3 separate regions of the Homo sapiens genome follow, and all the other regions are linked to region 2. Evidence: chromatin loops called from intact Hi-C (ENCODE). Cell type or tissue: A673. All regions are shown on one strand.

Region 1 (8,000 bases), 910 kb before region 2:
GCGTTCCTTTGGAGGAGGAGAGGCGCTCTGCTTTTTAGAGTTTCCAGTTTTTCTGCTCTGTTTTTTCCCCATGTTTGTGGTTTTATCTACTTTTGGTCTTTGATGATGGTGATGTACAGATGGGTTTTTGGTGTGGATGTCCTTTCTGTTTGTTAGTTTTCCTTCTAACAGACAGGACCCTCAGCTGCAGGTCAGTTGGAATTTGCTAGAGGTCCACTCCAGACCGTGTTTGCCTGGGTATCAGCAGCAGTGGCTGCAGAACAGCGGATTTTCGTGAACCGCGAATGCTGCTGTCTGATCGTTCCTCTGGAACTTTTGTCTCAGAGGAGTACCCGGCCGTGTGAGGTGTCAGTCTGCCCCTACTGGGGGGTGCCTCCCAGTTAGGCTGCTTGGGGGTCAGGGGTCAGGGACCCACTTGAGGAGGCAGTCTGCCTGTTCTCAGATCTGCAGCTGCGTCCTGGGAGAACCACTGCTCTCTTCAAAGCTGTCAGACAGGGACACTTAAGTCTGCAGAGGTTACTGCTGTCTTTTTGTTTGTCTGTGCCCTGCCCCCAGAGGTAGAGCCTACAGAGGCAGGCAGGCCTCCTTGAGCTGTGGTGGGCTCCACCCAGTTCGAGCTTCCTGGCTGCTTTGTTTACCTAAGCAAGCCTGGGCAATGGTGGGCACCCCTCCCCCCCAGCCTCGCTGCCACCTTGCAGTTTGATCTCAGACTGCTGTGCTAGCAATCAGCGAGACTCCGTGGGTGTAGGACCCTCCGAGCCAGGTGCGGGATATAATCTCCTGGTGCGCCGTTTTTTAAGCCTGTCGGAAAAGCGCAGTTTTAGGGTGTGAGTGACCCGATTTTCCAGGTGCCATCTGTCACCCCTTTCTTTGACTAGGAAAGGGAACTCCCTGACCCCTTGCACTTCCCGAGTGAGGCAATGCCTTGCCCTGCTTCGGCTCGCGCACGGTGTGCTGCAACCACTGTCCTGCACCCACTGTCTGGCACTCCCTAGTGAGGTGAACCTGGTACCTCAGATGGAAATTCAGAAATCACCCATCTTCTGCGTCGCTCATGCTAGGAGCTGTAGACCAGAGCTGTTCCTATTCGGCCATCTTGGCTGCCAGAAGAAATTTTATTAATTGAACAAAGAAGAAGAAAGAAATAAAAACATTCTGATTCCAACTACCCAACCTTATTTCCTCCCAAGCCTCCTTGACTTACTTCCTTCTTTCTGATTATGGGTATTAAAGGATATGCTCCTTTAATAAATATTCAGAAACTGCACCTCAGCCATGTTAAGGGTTTTCTTGTTGCCTTTCAATTTTTGAAAAAGGACACAAAAGTCCAAACTTCCAGATTCTTTCTTTGGTTCCAGGGCAACGTATAATATTAACTTTGTATTTTTCTTTATCTGTGACATAGTCGGCCATAAATCACCTGGTTACTGTATTATATACGTTAGTGTTCTAGCATAATAGTAGTTTTTGCTGTTTGACAGATGTTCCAGACTAAAATGTTGTAAAATAATAGATCATTAAAAGAAACTAGAGTTGATGGCCAAGAAATTCAATTTTTTTCCTAACAGAATCAAAGCATTTCACTAATTAGTTACTTTATTCCACAAGATGGCGCTGTAGTTCTTCCAATTATTTGGAATAGAGCAGCTCAGGGTTTTATTTTTAAAAGTATCCTCCCCTTCCTTCCTTTGTATAAAAGTGACACATAAGAAAGAATGTAAGGCTGTTACTTCATAATAGGCCTGATTTACTATATATTTTAGAGAAGTCCATGGTAATAGCCATAGAAGAGTCAATAACAGGAATTAGTACACAACAAATTATAACCAGAAATGAGATATGATTATTTTTGTGCAGTTTCTTAAATAAACATAGTCTACCCTTTGTTTATATGCTATGAATTAGAAATTATTTTTTAAAGCTTATGGATAGAATTTTAATGTTTTTTAGTACTACTTTGGGTGTTCAAAATCTGAGCTGCTTAACTCACTGGATATTTCTATGTCTTTTGTAATAACTTTTAAAGCTATTGCATAGGGCTTAATCCATTTCTTTATGATAGCCCAGCAATACCAGCATTACCTGGGTCTGTCTGATCTGACAGGAGGGTCTTCTATTAAATTCTGTTTTAAAAAATTCAATTTGTTTAGTCTTGTGCAGAAAAACATATTAGATATGGGACTAATTTCTTTTTAGTAAATATTTTAGTGTTTAATTTGCATCTCAGTTTTGTTCTAAATATTTTTTAGTTGTATCCTTTTGAAGTTAAGACTTGCCAAAGTTCCCAGATAAATTTGCATTTGAATCAGTTTATAGTAATGATTTTGAGCCCTTTTATGTGCAAAGGACAGTTTTAATTGGATCTGCTAGGAAAACAAAATTTTATTATTCCTTTCAAAAAACAAACATTGCTTAAAATAAGTTTGGAAGACTTGTATTTAAAATATTTTGGCAGTGAATTATTTTTAAGTTTCACTTTGATCATACTTGGTAAGTTTAATAAAAATTACATATTGACCCCAAATACTAAAGATTTTAATTAATGCCCTAACACAGTCTCCTTGTTAGAATCAGAAATTTATTAAGTAAAAAGCCCAAACATCAAGGGAAAACAAGTAAATTAGTGTGTGTAATTCTTAATTATGTCTAATTAAAATCAATTTGTAATGCATTTACATTCACAAAATCACGTAAGTTATCAGTGTCTGAGACAACAGTTTGTGTTTATGAATAGCACATTTGTAAGGAGTGAATTAGTTAGTGTGCTAATTAGAAAACTCTTGCAAGAGAAGACAGGTTGTAGTTCATTTTTATCTATTTCTCTCAATTTTGATCTTATAGTGGTGAGTGGGTGGAAAAGCCATGATTAAGTTTAAAAGCTCTGAATGTACATTAGCAGATATGTTTGTTCTTTTAGTTGGTGCTTTAAGTAGTTTAGCCATGTATACACTTATTTCCATTACTACTAATTATGTTTTTGAAAGCCTACTATGTGTCAAGCACATCATGCCTTTATTTAATTCATACAATAGTTGTATGGAACAGGTAGCATTATTCTGCGTTCACAGATGAGGATACTGATGCTTAGAGAAATTTAATAATTCATGAGGGGTCAGACAGCTGGTGAGTGGGGCTTGGGATCTAAAGGCAAGTTCTTATGACTCCAGAGCCTGCACTTTAAACCACTAACGTGCATTGTATTTGCAACTGCCATGTCAGGTAGCTTTTAGTGAAGTCTGCCAATTTTAGTATGAAATATTCTGTTTGTAATGTGTAAGGAGTAGGTCAGGCTTTCTAATTGTGCTGTTTATGTAAGGCACAATAAGGACTTTTGCAAAGGGGACTTGTCAAGTTATCATGATACTGGCTGCAAGCCAGAGGTTTCCTTAGCAAAGTGCTAAGACAAGGGCTACTGGGGTAAAAGGGAAGCTCTTATTTCCTCCTCTTTACCCCCTAAATTGCCCACATCTCACTTTTTCAATGTATAAAGTACAAGCCCACCTAGGTTCTACTGGGTGAACTCTGCGTAAATTTTAAAAATACTTAAAACCCACCAAATTTATTACCTCTCAACAGACTTAGTCAAAAGATGCAATGTTTCTATTCCAAAATGCTGTGATCTTCTTAAAAGAAAAGAATGAGTTTAAAAAATACTTGATGAGCTAAAATTGCTGCTGAAGTGCTTTTTGTGTCATTTATTAGGGAAGATTTCCCACATATTCTGTTGCTAAGCCCCTAAAAGTTATTAAAGGAAGCACACTTGTGAATATCTTCAAAAAGTGGGCAGGTGGTCATCCCAAGGAGATGAGTTTGGGTAAAGTGAAGTCTTCATAGAAAAATCAAATTCTTAAGGCTTATTGCAATCCTAAATTAACCTAAACTCTAAGTTTTCTTTGATTGACTGAATGATGCCAGAAAGATCAACTGGGCTGTACATAGAATTGCACAAAGCACAATTAGACAGGCAAAGTAGGGCAACACACATCTAATGGCAGAAGGTTTCGTGATTCAAATCGATTGACTGAATGATTCTTTCCTTCAGTCTGTCATTTAACCATCTGTCCAGTTGCCATTTAACAGTTACTTAGTAGCATATTTAATTCAGTATTTATTGATCCCTCTGTTACAGGCACTGTGTGAGGTACTGCAAGCCTTAACTGACACACAAAATTAAATAATCAATTCAATGCGTTTGCCTCAGCGTGTATGTCTTTTACGGTCCTGATGATTAAATCGTTTTAGACTGAAGTCCTTGCGTTTTATTGTCAGCCTGTTTGAGCAAGTGATAATCTGTCAATCAATAGAGTCAATGGAACTTAAATTATTTGGGTGACAGTATTGATCAAAGTGTTTGGTGTTTAAAGGTCTTGGTGTGGGTTTTCTACATAGTTATTCACATAGATAGTAAGCAAACTGTTAAGTCACATCCACGCAGTGTTCTAATAGGAGTGGCAATAGTAGTAATCATAGTAATCATTCTCAAATTTATAATAGTAAGGCTAACTTCATTGGTGAGAACCAAACTTCTTTTTTTTTTTTTTGAGACGGAGTCTCCTTCTGTCGCCCAGGCTGGAGTGCAGTGGCGTGATCTTGGCTCACTGCAAGCTTTGCCTCCCGGGTTCACTTCATTCTCCTGCTTCAGCCTCCCAGGTAGCTGGGACTACAGGTGCCCACCACCATGCCTGGCTAATTTTTTGTATTTTTCAGTAGAGACGGGGTTTCACCGTGTTAGCCAGGTCTCTTGACCTCTTGACCTCTTGATCTCTTGACCTCATGATCTGCCCACCTCAGCCTCCCAAAGTGCTGGGATTACAGGCGTGAGCTACCACGCCTGGCTGAGAACCAAACTTCTTATGTTAGTGCTTTAAATATTCCATTCAGGATCTGACTGGGCAACATCTTTCCTAGAAACAACAATAAAAACCTTGCATTATCTTGGGCAAGTCACTATTATCTCTGTCCCTTAGTTTCCTCCCCTGGTAAGGCAAAGAAGCTGCTATAGATGATTTCTAAGCTCAAGATCAACACTAAAGTTTTATAATTTTAGGTTTTGGATTTCCTCCTGATCTTAAGTATTTGAAGAATTCTATTTAAAAATGTTATTCTTAGGTAATGCTTAGCAAATAGACAATAAATATAGTGAATAAAAGGCAAATAAAGCATTTGACCAATGTCAACTTCATGTAATGCTTATTAATTGAGCATCAACTATGTGTTGGGCATTGATGTATGTGCCTCGTGACTCAGCAGTAAATTCGATTAAGGTGTTTTCCTTCATGTATTTTACAATTTAGTGGGAAAAGTTGACAAACAAACTTGAAAAGAAGCAGTAATTACAGATAGTTACAAATGCCCTGCAGGCTAATTGGAGAGACCTGAGGTGGTGTGTCTAGATAGGATGGTCAAGGAAGGCCACTCTGCTGTGTGAAAATCAAGGATAAGAATATTCTAGGCATTGGGAAAAGCTAAAGCAAAGCTGTTGCGGTTGGAAGTTGCTTTGTAATTTTCTTTCTTTTTCTTGTTTTCATGTTTGAACTAGTTTATTTCAAAGGAATAAGACTTTCAAATAAAAGTAAGCATATTAAGCGCATAAGATAATATTTTTAGTGAAATTCAAATCATTTTTTACAATAAACAGACAATATTTTCTAATTATGTTAATTTACTCAATCTCCTCATTTTTCTATTTTATGTTTGTAATTTACCTATTAACTCTCTAGCACATATATGCATTTTATGTTTTCTTTGTTAATAGTGGTGCACAATTGAAAAGTTTAGTTGCGATTGAGTTAAAGAAAATTGGTTTCATGGAATACCTTTCTGCAACATTTGAATACACATAAAAATCCCTATCAAAAACTAAGATATAAAACTGTGTACCTCTATTTTTAATCTAAAGTCATTTTATACACTGGAAAGTAAGTACAAGTGCAATATTTACTGTAAAATACGCACTAACCACTTTGTTGATATAAAATTTAATGAGTTCATAATTATGCAAACATTTGTCATTGGGAGTGAAGGACATATAGATTCTATCTGTATTATTTCTTATAACTACTTATGTAGTTTTCAAGAGACACAGAGGCAGATAGGAGCGGGAAAGTGGTCTATGATGTGGCTGGAGTTGGTCAGTGTTGAGAGGGTGTCATTGTGTCTTCTAGGACTTAGGGAGTTTGGATTTTACTCAATTTGCAATGAGAGTATGAGAAAGTCTTAAATATATTTCCGATCCTCCTGCTATATAAATGTATAACCAGAGATTCTGGATGTTGAGGTACACTTAACTAAGATATTCCCTTCCCTCCCTGTGTCCATAGTGACATTTTATCAGTTTGTCTTTGAAACTTATTTCTAAAATTACTTTGTTAAAGCAGGAAGGCCTTTTCCTTGCTTACTAATTGAAGATTGGAGTATTTCCAGAGGTAACTTTGAGAAACAAGAAGCAAATATGGTAAACTCCAAAAGGAGATGAAAAATATGTTTGTAATCTATTTTTAGAAATTTTAGTATTTATAAATCCTTTTATTCCGTGAGATTTCTACAACAGTGGGAGTCAAATCCCTATTTTGTGATAAGGAGTTACAGACTTGGGATTTGCCCTTAATATACTTGATATTGTGAATTAAGGATGAATAAAGATGAACTTATCAGAGAAATAAAGATTTTACTTTACCATGGGGTAAAGGAATATTCTAAATATTACTAAATATCTTCATATGGAGACAGAGAGAAGGAAAGGTCTGAACTGAAGTGCACTGATAACCTTTTACAAGAGCTTTACTATATTATGGGATGTCAAGAGCCTTTGAAAGATAATTGGAAAGTTGATTCATGTTTAATAAAGGGAAGCTTATTTATGGGGGGTAAAAGTTGTGTATAATGATAGACAATTTTCCCTCCAAAATATGAGAAGCTAAATTATTACTTATAAATAGTAGCATGCTGGTTTGAGCTAAAGAAAAGTAAAATTAAATTATGTACTTTGCCATATTAGTGTGTGTTTTAAGGGAGTCATGTAATGCACTTGAACTTGTGTCTTCACCTGTGAAAATAAAATGGAACCAAATGACTTCTGAAAAGCCTTATAGTGCCAAAGTGTGTATAATTCTATGTGATCAACACTGATAAGTTAATTCTGTAAATAGGCGAATATAGGAGAGAAAATCATAAGGAGAATACAGGAGAGAAAGTGTTAATGTTATGACCAATTGTTGAGTCAGGAATGTTGGAAGGGAACAGGATAAGTATATGTTATAATAAGATGTAAGACTCTTCAAAGATCGGTTGGTTAAAATAAGTTTTTGTTTTGTAAATAGTAAGGAGACATCTGAAAATTTGCAATCCGAAAAGAGTTATAGGCAAGTTGCAAGTTGTAACTCTTTTACCCATCCCTTATTACCTACTTAATTATCTGCATTAAGTAGAAATTGGATTTCATAAATATTCTCTAGTATTGGCCATTTCAAAAAACACCTTCTGGAAATAAAACTGTGTATGAGTTATTGCGTTCTGCACGTGTTTTCACACTCGTATGACCTGAGGGTAGTTCTGTGAATTGGTCATCTTATTAAGTCATTGCTGTTTCTTGCCTCTCTTCTAGAAGATAGGCAAGGACAGATAGAACCTACATGTCCTTTCACTCCCAATGACAATGTTTGCATAGTTATGGACTCATTAAATTTTACATCAACAAAATGCTTAGTGCATTTTTTACAGTAAATATTGTGCTTATACTTACTTTCCAGGGTATAAAATCACTTTAGATTGAAAATAAAGGTACATAGTTTTATATCTTAGCTTTTGATAGGGATTTTTATATGTATTCAAATATTGCAGGAAGGTATCCCATGAAACCAATTTTCTTGAGGCCTTTGTTCTCAATAATACAAAGTCCTATCAGAAAATGAGAGGGTAGTTTAAACTTCAGAAAGAAATGAGAGTTCAGGCCGGGCAAGGTGGCTCATGTCTGTAATCCTAGCACTTTGGGAGCCCGAGGT
Region 2 (8,000 bases):
GCTACTCGGGAGGCTGAGGCAGGAGAATTGCTTTAACCTGGGAAGCGGAGGTTGCAGTGAGCCAAGATTGCGCCACTGCACTCCAGACTGGCGACAGAGCAAGACTTCTTCTAAAAAAAAAAAAAAGAAAGAAAAAGAAAAAAAGAAAAATAAAAACAGTAGAGTTAATTATCAAGAGTACTTTCTGGATAAAATATTGATAAGGTCCTAGGAGTTGCTTAAGACATACTATGTGGTTTAAGGAATTCATAATAGCAGAAGTCTCCATTTATGTAACAACCAATGGAATAAACAGTGCAAAAAGTTAGTTTCATAATCTAAGAAATGTACCATTTTTATTAAAACAATTGTCTCTAAATTACTTTGGCCATTTCTAATTAAAATTACTTCAAATGTGTTTCATCTAATATAGTGTAGAGATTTTACATGTTTTTATTGCATGCTTAGAACACTTGCAAATTCAGTAGGTCTAAAATATAATTTTGACCTTTCCTTAAAGCATACATATCATTATCAAATCATCTGAAAGAAAATCTGAAGCATAAAAAAGGAGAAAAAAATGAATTTTTGAACGAAAGAGTCCTTTTTTCATTCAATCAGCAAAAATTCACTTTTGCCTTTTGTAACCATTTTGGAAATCTAGTTGACTAACTAGAGTTAGTTCAATTCTCCACATTTTTATGTTTCTTATCTAATTTCAAGACAAAGGCAGAAAAAGGTTGTGTCTGGGCACAGCTGCAACACACAGCATGAAATGAACCCCAGCAGAGTGGCCTAGTCACCAAGAGCAGCCAGCACATACCAAATTGGGAGTGATCAATGCATGATGTACCAACTAGAGAGTCTAATTAAATAACAGTGGTTAATTACTAATTAGTATGTGACTTATGTAGACAGAAGTACTTAGACTTGTCAGATGTTAAAAAGAACATTGAAAAAAATCAAAACTCTGTCATTTCAATGATCTATTTAAAAATGATGCATTAGAGGTTTTTTCTGCTATCATTTGCCTAGCCAAAACACACATTGAAGAACCTGTTTTCTCTTTCTAAAACAGATGTCCTTATTCTATTTAAATAATAACATTACCTTTGATGTCATGAAAGACTATAAAGCCTAAAATGTTATAATATTTTGAAGTGGTGGAGAGGGTAACATAGTGTCTAATATCCATTTAAACACCAGTATATTTGAAATATATCATTATTAATCAGCTGGATATATTTTGTTCTTACTTCTTACATGCTTATCAAGTGCATACTTAGAAAGCCCTGGTTTCAACTAAAAACCCCTCTAAGTTAGCCAACCCAGTGACAAGCACTCAGAATACACAAATCTATTTTCCAAGTGATTCATGGTCCCTAGTCTTTGGGGTAAGAGGAGGGCCAGCAGATCCTTGCTTTTAGAAATCATATAAGATTTCTTTCCACAACTGTGAGACTTGGTGGGTTTGGGGTTTTTCCTTTTTTGGCATCTATAGAAAAAAATACCATCTGTCTCATCACCAAAAAAAAAAAAAAAAAAAGGAAAGAAAGAAAAGGAAAAGCTTGATATGGCATAGTGATGCCAACCTTTACTTTCAATTATTTATCACCTAAAACACACACACACACACACAGAAGGCTTCATAAATAATGCTTTCTCCTTTTGTGAAAAGTGTAGGTGGAAATACTACATGTATCCTGCTAAATGAGCAGATCAGATTGATGCTCATCTTTACTAAACATTATTTTTTCACAACCTCACCAAAAATCAAAGTAATCATACCTTTCCCATCTCCTTGGTGATAGTGACACATTTGCCACCTTAAAACAAAAACCCATAAACAAAAGATAACACTCTAAAATCCATGACACATTTGCCTGAAAGGAGGCTTAAGGATGGAGGGACTATTATATAATTTATCAATTTATATCTGTGGCCAGAATAACACTCATCAGAATAATCAAGGATACTTAATTAAAATGCACTTTTCTGAGTCCCACCTAACACCTCACAGAATCTGTATTTTTGGCAGGCACCCAGGTGATACTGATGCAACCTAAATTATAAAGGTGGTTTGTGGGGCTCAGGGTACTCTCCCAATACTTTGCATCATCCACAAACCTTCAGGCACTCTGTTCACCATTGACCTCTGCCTACATTCCCATTAGCTCGTAAAAGATGAAAGAAAACTGTGACTTTGTATTTCCACTAAAGAATAAAGGGAAGTGTGGCAAGAAATCAGGGCAAATTAACTGTCAAGTCATGTATTGTTTCCCATCTAGTTTAAAACACTCATTGATTGAAATGTAGACTTACGTAGTGAAAGCCCTAGAGAAAAAAAATTAAATAATCCCAAAACAGTAATTAAGTTAGACGGAAGAAAGCTGAAGAAAGAAAGAGGAAAGGGGAACCATTCCTAGGGCAGGTGGGACACAGGGAGAAAGGGAGACTCTGCTGTGGCCATAGGGATGGTCCCGTTTCCACCTGGGAGGTGAACTGAGTGAATTCCCAAAGTTAGGTCTGCAAGCAAACAGTGCTAAATTACCCTTGCTAGCTTGGAACTAGGAGGAATGGCTTCACCCAGAGGCTGGGACTGGCTGGATATCTGGATGCCTTTAAAGAAAAGGGAAAGAAGCCAAACATGCCACTGAACAGCACCAGGAGGAGAAGCAGCAGTAGTGAGAGGTAGTGGACATAAGAACAAAGCAGCCAGGTGGGGTTCAGGGGAGGCAGAACCGTATGAACCCCACTCCACTAAAAACTGAAGGGAGTTGGGAGGAGGGGGTAGTGCTATCAATCCATTCAACGGGGGTGACCCACAGATTAACAGTTTATTCCTGGGTATTTTGTTTTATTCTTGTTTTTGAGACACAGAGATTGCAACTCTGTAATATTTCCAAGCTAGTGGGTTTTTGTAATTAAGCCAGTTCACACCAAAATAAAACTCTCTACATCAAAATTTTCTTAAATCCCATTATATCTAAATGAGTTGTATAGTCTTATTTGTTGTTTGGTAAATCCCATTATATCTCAATGAGGTGTATAATATTTGTTTTTGTTATTGTTGCTTCCCTTCACATAACAAACAAATCTGTGTCATATATATATTTAACAGACTATTAGAGGTCAACTTGGGAAATTGTTATACTACTACTTATTTTATTGTTTCTATTAGGAAAATACACTCTGAATCCTGAATTCCGAAGAGTTAATTTATAAGCACATTTTTGGACCAGTACATGTCGGTAATTGAGGACTTCCTGTACAACTAAATTCTGGCAAGTTCTAGCTCCTATAGGTATCTTTGCTACAAATGCTTATCCACAGTGCCCTCTAGCGATTTTAATTCTCATTTCAACATGGACAAAAAAAAATTTGAGCAAAAGCTTTTCCATCTTATGAGATGAACATATGCATGTAAGTCTCAGAATCATACAATCCAAAAATTTTAAGTCCAAAAAATACCAAGAAATCTTATTTGAGTATATTATAGATATATATATTCAAAAATCACTGATCACCATGACACAAAAGAAATATGTTCTTCATGGAATCGATAAATAAAAGCCTTCCTGGGTTTTGTTCTTTTTCAGTTAAGAATATCAATATGGATACAATGACTGACTTAAGACTTCTAATTTAAATTTTCTTTTTCACTTATTTTTTTAAGTCCAGCATCCCCTCTTTTAGATGATACACTGTTCTTGGACAGATCTTGTAGACAGTACGAGTAATAACAGCCAAAGAGGAAAAAAATTTCCTATGGTAACTACATCATCTGTGTCTCAAATCTCTGAGTTATATATTATTACTGTAGCCACCATTTTTTTTTTCTGAACCAAGTTTGCTAAGGTTTTTCAGGTGCCTCTCAACAAATAAAATCTCCTAAGTGAGGCCAATCATAGAAATTACAGCAGGCTTGTGCTGTTCTCAGGCTAGATGCAAGGTAGTGTGCCTTAAAGCTTAATTAAATGATATTATTTTCACATACCGATCACAGTATTTCACAGAACATAGAAAAAAAACGGTACAACAAATAGAGGCTATAAGGAAAGATCAGAGTAAGGAGAACAAAGAAAATGAAGGAAGAAAGAAAGAAAAGTGTCAACATAAAAGCACAACACCAAGGGGAAAAAATAGCAGTAACCAACAGATGGGAGATACCAGTGTTCATTTTCCTTGCTACATCTAGGTGATTAACCATATAGTACAAGAGAGTACACCACCTGTGGAATTGGGTAGTGTAACGTATCTTTTGATTATGCATAGATCTACTTATACTTAACAAATAATAGGAGGTTAGGAAGTTTGGAATAAAACAATGCAGTGGTTTTCAAAGTGTTATCCCAGATTTAGGAGCATCAGCATCACCTGGGAACATGTTAGAAATTCTCAGGACATACCCCAGCTATTTCTACCTCGGGCTCATATCCTCTCTGGAAGCAGACACTTCATGTTAGGTTATGAGAAACTCAGCTCCTCAGGCACCTGGCCTACAGTCATCAGCTTCATCTTTCAATCTCATCTTATCCCCCTCATCCTAACCCCAAGGCCTCATCAGGTCTGCTGAGGGAGCATGTCCATACCACCCTCAGTGACAAAGATAAAATGATTCTGTTATTCTCTGCACCACAGTGGGGTGACTGGAACTCTGCAAGGTTGCCATGGCCCGTCTACCTGCAATGGCCTATCTACCTAGAGCCAGTTCAGCTCTATTGCTTTTGTGCTGTGGGGGACAGGGGGACTTCTGAATACGGCTTCCCACTGCCCAGGCTTCACCGTGAAAAGGACACAAGTCTTTCCTTCTCTAGTCCACAGTTGTATCTGAGGTGTCTATTGTTCTCCCTATGCCCCTCCCCTGAAAGTTTGTTAGGTTTCAAACCCTTTTTCAACTTCCAGTATCCACTCCAACATGTCAGGAGTTTAGAAGTTGCCACTCCATCCTAACAGCAAGCAAACAGCTGAGTGATCTGAAAAATCAACAACTCTTCTTAGATCTGTCAGTGAAGTGAAGTCTTAGGGCAAACCCTACACCACAAATTGGAGAGACAGACAGGCAAATACAGAGAATCACAACTTACCAAAGGAGGAATTCATGAGCAGAAACCTCTTCAGGAACCAATGCTGAGGTACATAAATCTGAGCTGCAATTGATAAACTGATGGAGGCTCGGTGTGGACAAGTCTGAGAGCTAAAACCTCCAGGGAACCCAGCCACGGAGGACCCTCACCCTTCTGTGAGTCTTATCTCCAGGCCCTCACAGCGACTATCAGAGAAAAATTCCCCTGTACTTTCAGCAGTGGGGAAGGAAGAGGAACCATTTGAAATATGAAAGAAAGGATATTCTGTTCTTTGCAAGGCCTGCCCTCCAGACCCTAACCTCTTGGAATTTTATCAGAGCCTAACCTACCTGGGGGAAGGGAAATACCTAACTCCAGACCACCCTAGCCATCATATCCAGCCTAAGTTGGGGAAAAACTGTGAAGCACTGGTGAAGTTCAGAGCCCAGGGCCACAAGCTCATTAAAAGTCTGAGACCTAGACTGGGCGCGGTGACTTACACCTGTAATCCCAGCGCTTTGGGAGGCTGCAGGCTGATCACTTGACCTCAGGAGTTCGAGACCAACCTGGGCAACATGGCGAAACCCCATCTCTACAAAAAATACAAACATTAGCTAGGGTGTGGTGGTGTGAGCCTGTAGACCCAGCTACTTTGGAGGCTGAGGCGGAAGGATCGCTTAAGGCTGGGAGGTTAAGGCAGCGGCAGCAAGCCCTGTTCACGCCATTACTGGACATGAGCTTGGGTGACAAAGTGAGACCCTGTCTAAAAAAAAAAAAAGCAAGAAAGAAAGAGAAAAAAGAAAAAAAGTGTGATACCTAATCAGAGGAGTACAAAAGACTTCCCCTCCCCCCACACCCTACCACTGCATCACTGAAGGCCTATTTAGTGCACTTCTTTCTACCCAGTACATCATGTCCTCCTTTCAACAAGAAATTACAAGGAAAACAATTATAAAGCAAAAACCCCAGTTTGAAAAAACTGAACTGGTATCAGAACCAGAGTCCCATATGCCAGGAATGTTGGAATTGTCAGACCAGGAATGTTTAAAAACTATCGTTAATATGCTAAGGGCTTTTATCGAAAAAAATAACTTGCAAGAACAGATGGATAACATAAGCAGAAAGATGAAATTCTAAGAAAGGATTTTTTTTAAATGCTACAGATCAAAACAAGTGGATCAGAAATGAAGAATGCTTTTGATGGGCTCATTAATAGATTGGACATGACTGAGGAAAAAAATATCGGAACTTTTATTTTTGAGAATATGTCAATAGAAATCTCCAAAACTAAAAAGCAAAGAGGAAAAAAAAAGAAAATAAAAAGGAATATATAAGAACCGTGGGTTAACCATGAAAGGTATAACTGTGTAATGGGAATATCAGAAAAAGAAGCAACAGAAAAAAAAAAAACAAAAACAGAAACAATATTTGAAGCAACAATGACTGAGAATTTTTCCAAATTAATGTTAGACAACAAACCACAGCTCCACGATGCTCACAGAACACCAGGCAGAACAAGTACCAAAAAAAGCACATAACACCTGGGCAAATTGTATTCAAACTGCAGAAAATCAAAGATAAGGAAAAAAATCTTAAAAGAAAACCAGAGGGAAAAAAACACCTTACATATAAAGGAAAAAAGATAAGAAATATATCCAACTTCCCCTCAGAAACCACGCAATAAAAAGAGACTGGGGTGAAATACAGTGTCCCCCTTATCCATGGTTTTGCTTTCCACGATTTCAGTTGCCCTCTGTCAACAGTGGTCTGAAAATATTAAATGAAAAATTCTACAAATAAATAATTCATAAGTTTTAAACTATGCACCATTCTAAGTAGTGTGAAGAAATCTCACACCATCCCATTCCATCCCTCCTGGGAAGTGAATCATCTCTTTGTCCAGTGTATATATGTTTATATGCTATAAATGTATATAGTCACTTAATAGTCTTCTCACTTATCAGAGAACAGACAACAAAACGAAGTTTGGTATAACACCATAAGATATTCTGAGAGAGAAACTATGTTTACATAACTTTTATTACAGTATATTGTTGTAATTATTCTATTTCATTAATATTATTAATATCTTACTATGCCTAACTTATAAAATAAACTTGGTCATACATATGTATGTATGTATGTATAGTAAGGAATATAGTTATATTACTCTATTTTCATGCTGCTGATAAAGGCATACTCAAGACTAGGATGAAAAAGAGGTTTAATTAAGTTACAATTCCACATGGCTGGGGAGGCCTCACAATCATGACGGAAGGCAAGGAGAAGCAAGTCACGTCTTACATGGATGGGAGCAGGCAAACAGAGAGAGCTTGTGCAGGAGACCTCCTCTTTATCAAACCATCAGATCTCATGACATTTATTCACTATCACAGGAGCAGCAACAGAAAGACCTCCATGTATGATTCAATTACTTCCACTTGGAATGAGAATTGTGGGAGTTACAATTCAAGATGAGATTTGAGTGGGACACAGCCAAACCATAACAATAGTATATACAGGGCTTGGTACTATCCTCAGTTTCAAGCATCCGCTAGAAGTCTTAGAATGTATCCCCTACAGATAGGAGGGACTATTGTAATAAAGGGTTGAGAGAAAGGAACTCTTTTTTCTAGAAAAAAACCTAGAATTCTGTACCCTCTGAAATTATTCTTCAAAAGTGAAAGAAAAATAAAGACTTTCTTAAGCAAGAAAAAAATGAGAAAATTTGTTGCTAGTAGACCTATCTTGCAGGAAATGTTAGAAAAAAGTTCTTCAGAGACAAGGGAAATGATATAGGTCAAAACTTCCAATCTTCATGAAGGAGAGCATTGTGAAGGAACAAATGAAGGTAAAATAAAGACTTTTGTTTCTGTTATTCTTAATTGCTCTGACAATTTGTTCAAAATAACAAGAGCAAAAATGTATCTGATTATGTATGCTCATGTGTATATG
Region 3 (8,000 bases), 500 kb before region 2:
CATTTCTGGTACTCTTCATTTCTTCTTACATATTGGAGTCTCCATCTGGTTACATTCCCTTCAGCTTGAATAACACTCCTTAGCATTTTCCTTATTGCAGGTGTGCTAGTAACAAGTTCTTTCAACTCTTATTTATCTGAAAGTGTCTTTATATTTGAAGAATATTTTCACTGGACATAGAATTCAGGATTGACAGATTTGTTTCCAGAACTTTAAAGGTGATATTCTATTATTTTCTAGTTTCCATTGTTTCTGATACAGTGATCATTTGTTTTTTTATTCCCTTGTATGCAGTATTTCTTTTTTCCCCTACTTTTTCCTTTCATGATTCTCTATCTTTGTTTTTAGTAGTTTGACTATGATGCACTTAGGTCTAATTTTTTTTTTTTTTGGTCTTTATTTTCTTTGGTGTTTGCTGGGCTTTTTGGATATCTAAGTTGATGTCATTTCACCAAACTTGAGAAAAGTTGAGCCATCGTTTTTTCACATATTTTGTCTGCCACATTTTTTTCTCTCATAGTTTTCTGAGACTCCAATTAAACATTCGCTTAGATGGTTTAATTATCCTAAAGGTCACTAAAGTTCTATTTTTATTTCAATATTTTTGTCTTTGTTTTATGGATTGGATAATTTCTATTGCTTTGTCTTCAAATTTACTGGCTTTTTCTTCTGCCATCTCTAATCTGCTATTAGGTTCATCCAGTGAATCTTTTCATTTCAGATATTGCATTTTTCAGTTCCAGAATTTCCACTTAATTTTTAGTAGTTTAATTTCTCTGCCAAGTTTTACCATTTATTCATTCATTATGACTGTATCTTTTAACATTTTTGAGCATATTTATGATAGATACTTTCCAGTCTTTGCTAATTACAACATCTGGATCATCTTCGAGTCATTTTCCATTCACTGCTTTTTCTCTTCATTAGGAGCCACATTTTCCTGTTTTTCTTCACGTCTATTAATTTTTATAATATATTGGATATGATGGATGATATGTTTTATAGATCATAGGTTCCATTGGCTTCTTGTGAAGACTGTTTTTGTTCTAGCAGGTTGTAAATTATTAGCCAATAACCTAGCACTTATTAGAGGTTGGCTTTACACCAGTTAGGGGGGGTCTGTTTCAAATTTACCTTTAGTTTTAGCATGAATCTCTTAATCTGTAGGTATTGTTTTACACCTAATCATGGCCCTTTTAGGCCTTCAATGGAAAGCTTGGATTATTTGGTTTTTCCTTTTATGTTTGGTTGACACATAGTGGTTGCACATATTTATGGGGGTACAGAGTGTTGATACATATGTACAGTATGCAATGATCAGGGTAATTAGGGTATTTTTTACCTCAAGCATTTATTACTTTGTGGTGGGAACATTCAAAATCCTTTCTTCTAGATTTCTGAACATATACAATAAATTATTATTAATTATATTTATCCTACAGTGTTATAGAACACTAGAACTTATTCCTCCTATCTAGCTGTGTAATTTTGTATACTTTAACCAACATCTTCCTATCCTCCTCTCCCCTATACTCCTCCTAGCTTCTGATCACCATAATTCTTCTTCTATAAGATGAATTTTTTAGCTCCAACATATAAGAGAGAACATGTAGTATGTATCTTTCTGCACCTGGCTTATTTCACATAATGTCCTCCAAGTCTCATCCATGTTGTTGAAAATGACAAGATTTCATTCTTCTTATGTCTGGATGGTATTCCATTGTGGATATATGCCACATTTTCTTTGTTCATTCATCTGTTGATAGACATTTAGGTTGATTACATATCTTGGTGATTGTGAAAAATACTGCATGGGGGTTCAGATATATCTTCAATATACTGATTTTTTTTTTCCTTTCAGTAAAAACCCAGTAGTGAGATTGCTGGATCATATGTTAGATCTATTTTAGTTTTTTGAGAAACTTTCATACTGTTTTTTATAATGGCTCTACTAATTTACAGTCCCACCAACAGTGCACAAGGGTTCCTGTTTCTCTGCATCCTCACCAGCATTTGTAATTTGTTCCTTTTTAATAAAAGCTGTTCTAACTGGAGTGAGATGATAGCTCATTGTGGTTTTGACCTGCGTTTCCCTGATGATTAGTGATGTTGAGCATTTTTAATATATGTGTTGGTCATTTGTATGACTTCTTTTCAGCAATATCTGTTCAAATCCTTTGCCCATTTTTAATTGGATTACTTGCAGTGTTTTGCTGTTATTTGAGTTCCCTGTACATTCTGGGTATGAATCTCTTGTCAGATGAATAGTTTGCAAATATTTTCTTCCATTCTGCAAGTTGTCTCTTCATTCTGTTGATTTTTTTCTTTGCTGTGCAGAAGCTTTTTAGTTTGATATAGTCTCATTTATCTATTTTTGTTTTTGTTGCCTGTGCTTTTGTGGTCTCACTCATAAAATATTTGCCTAGACCTGTGTCCTGAAGCATTTGTCTTATGTTTTCTTCTAGTAGTTTTATAGTTGCAGGTATTAATACTACATGTAAATCTTTAATCCATTTTTAGTTGATTTTTTATAGGTGGTGAGAGATAGAAGTCTAAGGAAAACTTAAACTGTTTATCAATCCTTTATATCTTAGAAGGACACAGATCTGACGCACTGCTTCAGTGAGCAGCATCTGAAAGCTCTTCTCATATCTTTCAACCTTCAAACTGTGGCTCTCTTGATTTGCTCTTTAGAATCTCTTCTGCAACTCAAAGATCAGCCAAGGATTTAAAAGGAGTTTGTTTACTGATTCACTTCTTCTTTTATAGATATTTCCCCCTCAATTTCCAGCCACTCTGACAACTCCCAAGCTGTCCTCTGACACCTCAGTGAGATTGTGGCTTTCTGCTTTCCTTATAGTTATCTCAAGCTGCACAGACTGGGGAGTGCCCTAAGGGGGAATACCAAGTGAAAACAACACTCACACAGTACATTTTCCTTCTTTCAAAGATTGAAACTGCTGTAGTGTCTGCCTGACACTCTCTATTGCTTTCAATTGTTATTTTTGTATTTTGTTCAGACTTTATAGTTGTTATCTATAGGAGGGTTAGTCTTATATAAGAAACTATGCTATCAGTAAAACTGGAACCCAAGTAGGATGCTTTATTAGTTGTCCATGCTTCCCTAATTAAGGAGCTGCCATTGATATGGTTTGTAGAATCCTGTTATAGCAGAACATATCCAATATGGAATAAGCAACACACTCCTGGAAGATTTTAGAAAACAAAGAAACCCTTCCTAAGACATACTTATGGGTGCAATATTAATGGTTTCTTCCCCATAGGGTTCTAATGCTAATTGCACATACTCAGTGATGGAAAGCTCCAGAAATTCCCTAATTATATTTCTGCTCCAAAGCCATATAATTTGAGGAGCTGATATTCCCAGGAACTGGTACACCCATCACTTTGTTGGGCCAATGAATTAAGAAAGATTGTGTGACCTGGTTATGGTCAGAAAACCTGTGCCTCTGAGCCGGCACCTCAGAGTGGCCTTTGTCAGACAGGAGAGGCAAAGATGGTTCCAGCCTGGGGCATCTTGGAGATTCTAGGGCACAGCTGAGTTCTACAAGTCTCAATCGAACAGTTCTGTCTCTAGGAATATGTTAGGGGCTGGAGATATGATGACAAAACTTTAAAATGCCACTAGGGGTCTAAGAAATGGTTGAGTCTGTCACTGCCAGAATATGAACTCAGCTTAATAATAAGTTAGAAAAGATGCAAATAAGTTAAACTGATAATATTCTTCTTGGATATATACTGGCTTTTTCCTCATCAGTGTGCTTTAGCAAAGGCTAGACTATCAAAATCTTTTCAGGTTTCCTTTTATAGAAACAAAGACACTTTCAGTTTTTATCATATTAAAGTATAATGCATTTCAATCATCAAAAGCCAATTTTCTGAGAGAAACTATATAATGGAGGATGTATTTTAGAGTCAGGCTAGCCTGAGTTTTAATCCTAGCTCTACCATTTACTAGCTGTGTGATTTTGGACATGATATTTAAGCTTTCTGATCTTCAGTTTCTGAATCTAAAACGTGTGACTATTAATAGGAATCCAACTGGGAATGCTGTGCGGTTGAAATTAGATAATGTATTTTAAATGCCTGGCAAAGTGTCTGACACAGAGTACACACTTAAGGAATGGAGGGATATTATCATCATCACGGTTTTAAAAACGATATTAACATTATCTATGAGTTAGCTGGTTGAGAAAAGTAAGAGTGCAGGGAATCAAAAGAATAGGATAGAAGGTTTTTCTTCTTTGTACAACACTATATTGTTTTGATACCTTATATCAAAAACTAATTATGCATATCTGGCCCTTCCCTGCCTATTTATCCTATTTCATCACCACAGTTTTCTTCCCTAACTGAAAATTCTTACCCAAAGCTTTTTTTCAGTTTCTTAACTACACAAAACTCTCCTCTGTGCGTTTGGCCACCTTTTCATGCAGTCTCCAGGTCTCGGTTTAAATATCACCTCACAGAACAGTCTACCCTGGACATTGACTAAGTAGCTAGTCTTTTATTAATCTCACACAACCACCTAGTGTATTTCCTTTTGTCTTAGTCAGTTCAGGCTGCTGTAACAGAATACCATAGACTGGGTGGCTTAAACAACGACAATTCATTCCCCACAATTTTGGAGGCTGAGAAATTCATTTCTCACATTCCAAGATCCAGACCCTGGCAGATCTGGTATCTCCAAGGACACACTTCCTGTTTGCAGATGGCCATTTCTCATTGTATCACATGGTAGATAGAGAGAGAGGACGCATGTGTTCTCATCTTTTTGTAAGGGCACTGATCCCATTCATGAGTGCTCTACCCTCATTCACTAATTACCTCTCAAAGGCTTTACCTCCTAATACCATCACACTGGGGATTAGGATTTCAACATGTGGGTTTTAAGAGGATGCAAACATTTAGTTCATAGCACCTTTCTAGCACTTTTCACAATTTTTGATTATATGTTTGCATGGTACTTACTAGTTTTCTCCCTAGATAAACTGCAAACCCTGCTCTGTGAGGTTAGTGACCATGTCTGCTTTATTTATTAATATACTTAGTGCTTACATAGACTTAGTACATATTTTGCAAATAAATGAAAGAACAAATGTGATACAGAGGATGCCAATGAGTAAATAAAGCCAGTTTATGACTTCCCACAAATACAATGGGCATAATAATTGAGTCTGCAATAGTAGAGTCATGAAAAGTGATTGGGCCATTGAATTTTTAGGAATGCAGAAATAAATTATACAGTTTTGTTTGTAAGTACCAATCAATAAATGTGATCATTTACTAATGGCTTAAAAATTCATACTGTTTTTCTTTCTACTTTTTTTAAATCTAGAATGGCCACATCTGTTGCTCAGTGGATCCACAGTGCCTTCAGGAACTGTGAAGTTAACTGTCTCATGGGAGATTTCTGTTAAAAGAATGTTCTTTCATTAAAAGACCAAAAAGAAGTTAAAACTTAAATTGGGTGATTTGTGGGCAGCTAAATGCAGCTTTGTTAATAGCTGAGTGAACTTTCAATTATGAAATTTGTGGAGCTTGACAAAATCACAAAAGGAAAATTACTGGGGCAAAATTAGACCTCAAGTCTGCCTCTACTGTGTCTCACATCACCATGTAGAAGAATGGGCGTACAGTATATACCGTGACATCCTGAACCCTGGATAGAAAGCCTGAGCCCATTGGATCTGTGAAAGCCTCTAGCTTCACTGGTGCAGAAAATTTTCCTCTAGATCAGAATCTTCAAGAATCAGTTAGGTTCCTCACTGCAAGAAATAAAATGTCAGGCAGTGAATGAATTATATTTTCAGAAGTAAAGCAAAGAAGCTATAACATGTTATGTACAGTACACTCTGAAAAGAAATCTGAAACAAGTTATTGTAATGATAAAAATAATGCACAGGCATGGTTACTTAATATTTTCTAACAGGAAAAGTCATCCCTATTTCCTTGTTTTACTGCACTTAATATTATTTGGTTGAATTTGTTCAGTATAAGCTCGTTCTTGTGCAAAATTAAATAAATATTTCTCTTACCTTATAACACATGTGAGTCTGAGTATCTTGTTTAATATGTTCCTCTTTTCCACAGATGATTCTATAAAAATTGCATTCTAGTTCTGCTGATGATAAACTCCTGCTATGTTATTTCTAAATTGAAAGTTGCTATTTCCAAATTTCCAAATTGAAAATGATATGCCTAAGTAAGGGATGTGATGGATAACTTAGTTCTTCCTCTCTAGATCCTCAATTTCACCCTTTCTACCCTGCTGTGCATCCTGGGGTGGCTGACCTATACAGACCCTAATAGTGGGTTCCTTTTCCTCTTGATTCTTGTCTGGTTTCAATTATACTGCAGCAGGAAACACAGCTGGCATATTAGGAAGAGGTCAAGTTTGGATATTTATTCCGCTGGCTCCCTTCCTGCCTGGCCACCGCCATGATTTGGTGTGTCACCTTACTGAAGGTTATATCTCTTGAAAGGTACTCCTCTCTGTCTCACTGCCTCACCAGGTTCTGATAACTTCTACTGTTTGCATCTTCTGGCTTAGGGATATTAACAGCTCTGGCTATTCTGTCCTTGGGAGGTAACTGTTCAATCTTGTTTTCTCTATTTCTAGGCATATCTTTATAAATGGTCCCTTTGTTATACTCTTTAATTAGCCAGCTTGAGTGTGCCATCTGTTTCCTGCCAGGATTCTAACTGATACACATAAGGAGAGCAGTATGTGAGGTTGAGAATGTCTTCAAGAATTGGTCCTTCACGTTTTGATATAAAATTTTTAAAAATATCAATGTTAAAAGATATTATGATATTAATTACATGTTAAATATTTTGATGCACCAGAATGTCAGAGGGGATAAAAGTAAACATCCTGAAACTCAATAAAGGAAGCCAATCCAATATTGCCCTGTTATGTTTTACACTAGGGTGAAAAGGAAATATAAGTATTGTCAAATTAATTTTCGATGCATAGAGGCATTTTTTAAAAAAAAATTAAAATGAACACAAGGTGACCACCGCAAGCTACAGAAATGATAAAGTGGCTTTTAACTGTTCACTCACTATTGCTATGGAAACAACCTAGCACGAGCTGAGTTGAAAGATAATTCAAAAATGTCTTCATAGTTTGGCATGGTAATATTTATTGAATGTGTAAAATCAAGTAGCTATATTCCCTGAATTTATCATAAATGATTTTTCTGTAGCCTTTTTATGTTTAATTTAATTTAATTCAACAGAGCATAAGGTTTATTTTTTGTCAGCTGTATTACAATGGTAAATAGCAATTTAGCTTCCAAGAAGATATCTGTTAATTTGAAGTTTTTTCAAGTTATTTTTTCCTTATATAGCTTTGTGATTTCATATTGAATCCTCCTGAAAAAGTATACTTTACTCATTTTTATAAGAGAGTAAGAAATGTGTGTAGGAAAGTGTGTGTGTGTGTGTGTGTGTGTGTGTATACACCCATATAGATACATATTTGTCATTTAGATATGTCCTTCTGGAAGGAGAAGCAAGGCTGGAATTTTATATTACAAATCCTTTGGAAATCTTTGTAGGGCTCTGGGCATATTGGTGGCTTGCAGATCCTTGGTTTCTATAGGCCGCTGAGTGAAAGAAAACTCATAGTTAAGAAGAAAAGAAGGAAAATACAAGACTATGATAATTCAACGACTATTAAAGCAACACATGAATTCAGATTGAATTTTTTTTTCTTCAAGGTTTACTCCACAAATAGTAGATTCCCCAGGAGAATTACTGTTTCATGTGCAGGCCCTGGGCAAGCAGTAATCAATTGTTTCTTAAGAACTTTGTTCCTTGAAAAAGGGAAGGTTAATACCCCATTTCTCACTCTGATGATAATTGGCAGAATGCCATGGCTGAGTTGTGCCAATATTAAGGGAAAGTGAGAGCTAAGAAGCATGAATTTATTTTGAGGGTGCTTAGCTCCTTTAAGGGCAGGCCTTGGTGAA

What was found. Hi-C counts contacts between places; a loop is a spot of excess contacts. Peaks named below come from ENCODE experiments on the same cell type or tissue, not always from the same donor. Only the 100,000 strongest peaks of a DNase experiment are listed, where the experiment ranks them.
Region 1: it touches region 2 in a loop (7-fold over the local background); 75 of 110 quality-filtered maps call a loop at or near these places.
Region 3: it touches region 2 in a loop (2.5-fold over the local background); 5 of 110 quality-filtered maps call a loop at or near these places.

What each region holds. Positions count from the first base shown.
Region 1 is chr12:44,924,808-44,932,807 of GRCh38, reverse strand. No RefSeq gene overlaps it. Among named protein-coding and RNA genes, the nearest start is that of NELL2, 52 kb to the right of the region's middle. RefSeq lists an enhancer at 5,692-5,861. In A673, a CTCF peak has its summit at 1,607 (motif pointing right); DNase peaks (open chromatin) are centred at 1,637, 3,147 and 3,367; H3K4me3 peaks cover 447 bases; H3K27ac peaks cover 3,467 bases.
Region 2 is chr12:44,010,852-44,018,851 of GRCh38, reverse strand. The region is part of intron 3 of TMEM117 (transmembrane protein 117); the gene reads right to left. Among named protein-coding and RNA genes, the nearest start is that of TMEM117, 180 kb to the right of the region's middle. In A673, a CTCF peak has its summit at 3,322 (motif pointing left); a DNase peak (open chromatin) is centred at 3,281; H3K27ac peaks cover 2,024 bases.
Region 3 is chr12:44,506,344-44,514,343 of GRCh38, reverse strand. NELL2 (neural EGFL like 2) reads left to right here. Exons shown (of 20, transcript NM_001145108.2): 20 at 5,360-6,066. The coding sequence ends at 5,410. Among named protein-coding and RNA genes, the nearest start is that of NELL2, 370 kb to the left of the region's middle. In A673, a CTCF peak has its summit at 3,658; a DNase peak (open chromatin) is centred at 6,663; H3K27ac peaks cover 2,185 bases.